2 separate regions of the Homo sapiens genome follow, and region 1 is linked to region 2. A link is an interaction called in ENCODE POLR2A ChIA-PET data of the cell type or tissue named here. Cell type or tissue: MCF 10A. All regions are shown on one strand. Links, peaks and the distances in the headings refer to the core of each region. The heading gives the core; the rest is flanking DNA.

Region 1 (2,919 bases), core at 333-2,832, 250 kb after region 2:
GTCTTAATTGATTCTTTAAATCACTTTTAGATAAACGTTAGGCAGACATAAAACTCATCTTACTATATCTTCTAAGTGAACAATTTGTGAGGATGTGTATGATTTGTGAAGAGGAAAAGGTATAAATCTGTACATGTAGCATCATCTTTAATATTCAAATATACATGCAAAGACAAAATTCTAGGAAGAAATGAAGTAAAATATTACCAATATTTGTCTTTGGGTAATAAAATCATGGATGACTTTTAAATATAGATTTTGTGTTTTCTAGTTGTATATGGTGATCATGCATTACTTTTTAAATCAGAAAAAGCCCCAGCAATAGTCAATATCTAGATATTGTTTGGAACATGTATATTTGCTAAGATTTCACAAACATTTAAATGACTAATTTTAAATAGTCCTATCAGTTCATTAGGGGTAGTTTCTTATGTGAGTGAGTCCACAGGGGATAGATGGGACAATCAAAAGCCATTCCTGCATTGACATTTTAATATTAAAGATTCCTTGTTCACTTAAGAAGATGTTAAGATTTGGGCTTCAGTTATTTATGCAAGTCTTTAACTCTTATTATCTTTTCGCAAGAAAATATTGTTGCCACCTGCTGGCAGTCATGTATTAGTGGAATGGTTTTCTACTCCTGTGAAGTAAAATCCAACTTCCATGAAAATACAGAAACTGCACCAATCATCATAATAATGGCTAAGTTTGTTGGGTTCATTGATTTTTTTTTTCTGGTTAGGCCATGTATTATATCATTTTATTTCTCACAATATCCATAAGTATGAACTCATTTTATGCAGGAGGACCATCAAGGCAGAGCGGTCACACTATTTCCCTAAGGCCCCACAGTTAGTGAACAACAGAGTTGAGATACAAATCCAGAAAATGGCAACTTTTCTGCTGTGTCAGCTTGTGAAGAACAACTGTAGTAAATCTGGAGTGTGAAAGCCCTATTGATGAAAATATTTATTGAGGATGCATAGAGAAAAAACAATGATTGCAATGAAATGAAACTCAGATGACCTGAGATTTAGCCACCCCTCCATACTTTATTGGTTGCATTGAGACCCTAAACTGATCATCCCAAAGGGAGTCTTTCCCTTCACTGTCCCTCACAGGGCTTTTGCTAAGATCAAATGAGACAATGAGTCTGAAAGCCCTTCGTAATTTGTTACCTGGTTTCCAGAGGTGATCTCTGAATTAAATAAGATCCTTAGAAATGTAAAAACCTGAACTTTATTATCTTTTTTCCTCCCTGTAGATATGTCATCTTTATGTTATGACTTAAGTCTTGCCTTTGGTTTTGCAGAATATAAATACACGAACGCTCACTTAAAGGTACTTTTTGCATCTTAGTAGTACAATATAAGGCTGGGTGCAGTGGCTCATGTCTGTAATCTCAGGCTGAGGCAAGTGGATCACCTGAGGTCAGGAGTTCAAGACTAGCCTGGGCAACATGGTGAAACCCTGTCTCTACTAAAAATACAAAAAGTAGCCGGGTGTGGTGGCAGGCGCCTGTAGTCCCAGCTACTTGGGAGGCTGAGGCATGAGAATTGCTTGCACCTGGGAGGTGGAGATTGCAGTAAGCCAAGTTCATACCAATGCACTCCAGCCTGGGCAAGGTGATAGAGCAAGACTCTGTCTCAAAAAAAAAAAAAAAAAAAAAAAGTATAATATGAAGATATTTTTTCACTGCATTGCCCAATGTCCATTATTGAGGGTCTAATTTGATATACTACTCAAATTCCAGGAAAATATTATTTCCACAGGAGAATATACTCCGTCTCTGCAGGTAGGAAATAAAAGCATAAGGCTCTCTTTGTCTTTGGCTGCCAGGAAATTAAATTTCGTGTCCAATGGAGCCCATCTCTGCAGTCAGGAGCATCCACTTCCTTGGCTCTCAATGATCCTTTCCTTCACAGGCCCTACTCACCCTTCTTTGCAAGTGTAAGTGACGGTGTTCCTGAAAGTGAAGTTATTCCCCGTAATGACAGCATCTTTGATGGCAGGTGGTTCTCCACAGAAGACGAGGTGACAGGCAGGTGGCGCTCTGTCCCAGATGCCAGAAGCCGTGCATTCAATAATGGAAGGGCCCTGTAAGCTGCGGGAAAGAATGATGTTACTCTTTCATTGGCTATGGATTTGCTGCTATGGAGATAAAACAGGAAGAACTCTGGAGAAAATAAGGGACATTTGAGGAATTTGAGTACACAAAAATAGCATTTCTTCATATTAGATTGCTTTATATGAAAGCAAGAGAAATCTAAACAAGCTATACACCATTTGAAACAATGAATGGGTGAAAACAATATAACAACAGTAATCACTTGGTGCATAGTAAAATATTGAATCTGCTTATGGGCAGTGGTGTAAGGCACTCCAGACCTGTGAAGAGCAGATTACTTGGATGAGAAGGGGTTCATTAGACTGGTTAGAATCCAGCAGGAAGAAAGACACTCACCTAAGTAGCCAGGAAATCAGGGCAACTAAGGTCAAAGGGAACTGTCCAGGCCATGAGCCTGGGCATTTGAACCATGCTGCCCCTGACTCTGACCTCTGGTCTTCCTTTGACTTAAACCTCACATCCCTATGCCATGGCTTATCTGCCTTTCTTCTCAACTTGATTCTGATAGCATGCTTTAATTCACTCCACTTTCTCTTCACTCGATCTGTTCCACTTCAGATCCTGTTGATCATGTTTCTGATCACAGTCTGACTTTCTCCACTGTCCCCTCTGTTTAAACACACACACACACACACACACACACACACCATTAATCTCCTACAGTGTTAAGAACCTAGCCCCTTATCTTGACATGCTTTTTCATAACATTCCATGCAATGTTGAGTACGTTTGGTAAGCTGTTTATAAAGAAATCCATCACAAAAGCATTTATCGGGTATTCTGTTTATGCT
Region 2 (2,919 bases), core at 230-2,729:
GCTTTTTCTTAATGGTTATATTTAGAAATTCAAATTCCAATTGATGGCGTATGAGATTTGATGAAATGTGGTAATAGGGCAGCTACAACCTATTACAACTATATGCTAAGTCATGTTATTCCTCCCTTTTCACTTTTAAGAAACTGAAGCACAAATAGTTGAAGTGATGACTCGCATAAAGTCATCCGTATCTAGGCAGTCTTACCAAAGTCAGAGTTCTTAACCACAGAACTGAAAAGAATTATCAGTGAGGCAAAGACATTTTAACTTTGTGTTGAAGCTCGAACAAGAGACTATAGTCACCTCTCCTCTGTATTGTGTTGAGAACAACACAATTTCTCTTTATACTGAGAATGTGGTTTGGGGAAGAGCTTGAGCTTATTACACCTGGAGCCTATCATCTCTCTAAAGGTAGTAAGGGGCCAGGTGCCATGGGTCACACCTGTAATCCAAACACTTTGGGAGGCCGAAGTGGGTGGATCACTTGAGGACAGGAGTTCAAGACCAGCCTAGCTGGGTATAGTAGTGGGGGCCTATAATCCCAGCTACTCAGGAGGCTGAGGCAGGAGAATCACTTGAAACAAGGAGGTGGAGTTTGCTGTGAGCTGAGATCATGCCATTGCACTCCAGCCTGGGTGACAGAATGAGACTGTCTCAAAAAAAAAAAAAAAAAGTAAGGGAGCTAGGATGCATAAGAAAACCCCTAGTGACAATTCTAAGTGTCTTTGTAGCATCTGCAATTGCTTAACACATTCTTCCTGCCCACTGCAGAGAAAAAACCATCTTGCTGAGACCATGGTATTGCAGTAAAGAGTGTAATTAATGCAAGGCTGGCCATGCAGCAGACAGAGTTATTACTCAAATCAGTCTCCCCAAAGGCTTGGGTTTTTCAAGGATAGTTTGGTGGGCAGGGGGCTAGGAAATGGGGAATGTTGACTGGTTGGGGATGAAATCATAGGGATGTGGAAAATGGTCCTTGTGCACTGAGTTCACCTCTGGCCAGGGGCCACAGTAACTGTTGAGTCACAAGTCACATGGATCCAGACAGAGTCAGTTGGTTGCCAGAAATGCAAAACTCTGAAAAACATCTCAAAGACCAATCTTAGGTTCTACAATAGTGATGTTACTTATGGGAGTGATCGGAGAAGTTACAGATCCTGTAGCCTCCAGAACAATGGCTGGTGTAAGTTAATGAATGTGCTTTGGTCAAGGATAGGCCAAGGTAGGATGTTTATATCCTGTATGACTCAGCGAGTTTGTAGTGCAGGTGTGTAACTCTGCTTGTTATAATGTAAACACAGCTATGTAGCCATAATATGGGAAGGCCATCACTTGGCTCTATGCCACTATTGTCTGTAAAAGGTATAACTGCCCTGCTGACACTGTACAGATGCTCACACCCTAAGAAAGAGAAAGAGTCAAAGCTGACTTTGCAGATAGACAGAGGGGAGCCAGGACACCGCTCAGCTTGCTCGTGCCCAGAGAGAGAAAGAGTTAAGCTGCTGACCCTGAAGGGCGAGCTGGCCATGCAGCCGTGCATGGGAGCTGCCAGAGCAAGCAGCCAAGACAGAGCAGACAGTGTAAGAGAGCTGCTGATGAGACAGTGTAAGAGAGCTGCTGTATTTCACCTACCTACGGCCCCCCAAATGTTCTTTCAGCTATCTGCCATTTATCCACCCACTCCCTTCGGACCTCAGCATGGGCTGGAACCGGACCCTGGACCTAGCCGCTGGTTACCATTTAACTACACCTATATCTTAGCAGAATTCAGGCCCCTCTTGTAATCCTAATCTTGTGGCCTTTCATTAGTTTTACAAAGGTGGTTTAGTTTAGGGAAGGGCTATTATCATCCTTGTTTTAAACTATAAAATAAATTCTTCCCATGGTTAGGTTGGCCTACACCCAGGAATGAGTGATAACAGCTAGCCTGTGAGGTTAGGGGCAAGATGGAGCCAGCCATGCTAGATTTCTCTCACTGTCATAATCTTTGCAAAGGTGTTTTCAAATCTCTATATCTTTTGACCCAAAACTGGTTAGGAACAACACAGAGCAGGTGTGTATGTGACCAGCTGGGTTCATTCTAATTTTTTTTTTTTTTTGCAAAGCTTTTTAGTAAAGGGTCAGATAGTGAATATTTTAGCCTTTGTGGGTCATAGAGCCACCCAGTTCTGCCACTGTCACCTGTAAGTGGCCATAAACAACATGGAAATGAACTAGTGTGGCTGCGTTCCAGTAAAACTGTATTTATGAACATAAAAATTTTCATTTTATATAATTTTCACATGTCACAAAATATTTTTCTTTGATCTCTGTCAACCATTAAAAAATGTAAAATCGGGCTGGGTGCGGTGGCTCACACCTGTAATCCCAGCACTTTGGGAGGCCGAGGCAGGCAGATCACCTGAGGTCAGGAATTCGAGACCAGCCTCACAACAAGGTGAAACCCCATTTATACTGAAAATACAAAAATTAGCCAGGCGTGTTGGAGGGCACCTGTAATCCCAGCTACTCAGGAGACTGAGGCAGGAGAATTGCTTGAACCTGGGAGGTGGAGGTTGCAGTGAGCCGAGATCAAACCACTGCACTCCAGCCTGGGCAACAGAATGAGACTCTGTCTCAGAAAAAAAAAAACAAAAACAAAACAACAACTACAACAAAAAGTAAAATCCCTTCAGGATGTACAAAAGCAAGTGGCAGGCCAGATTTGGATCCCAGACTTTAATTTGTCTGCCCCTGCTAGAGGGTTGATGTCTTTTCTCACAAGGGTTCAACCTTTGGGATCAGGCAGGGAACACAAATTAGGGGCCTGATGCGTTTTCTGTGGAATTGTTGACAGTTTGCTTATTTTAGATCAGATTTCTGACTTACAAAGTTGCCGTGAGAATTAAGCCATATGTCATATGCAAAGTGTTTGGTGAG

What was found. Peaks named below come from ENCODE experiments on the same cell type or tissue, not always from the same donor. Only the 100,000 strongest peaks of a DNase experiment are listed, where the experiment ranks them.
Region 1: POLR2A ChIA-PET joins it to region 2 with 6 read pairs; 3 of 35 experiments call an interaction of 5 or more read pairs at or near these places.

What each region holds. Positions count from the first base shown.
Region 1 is chr9:110,425,655-110,428,573 of GRCh38, forward strand. It overlaps SVEP1 (sushi, von Willebrand factor type A, EGF and pentraxin domain containing 1), which reads right to left. Exons shown (of 48, transcript NM_153366.4): 36 at 1,937-2,104. Among named protein-coding and RNA genes, the nearest start is that of TXNDC8, 89 kb to the left of the region's middle. In MCF 10A, for the core only: CTCF peaks have their summits at 586 (motif pointing left) and 2,033; no DNase peak of the experiment used is centred there.
Region 2 is chr9:110,179,783-110,182,701 of GRCh38, forward strand. No RefSeq gene overlaps it. Among named protein-coding and RNA genes, the nearest start is that of C9orf152, 27 kb to the right of the region's middle. In MCF 10A, for the core only: no CTCF peak of the experiment used is centred there; a DNase peak (open chromatin) is centred at 1,249.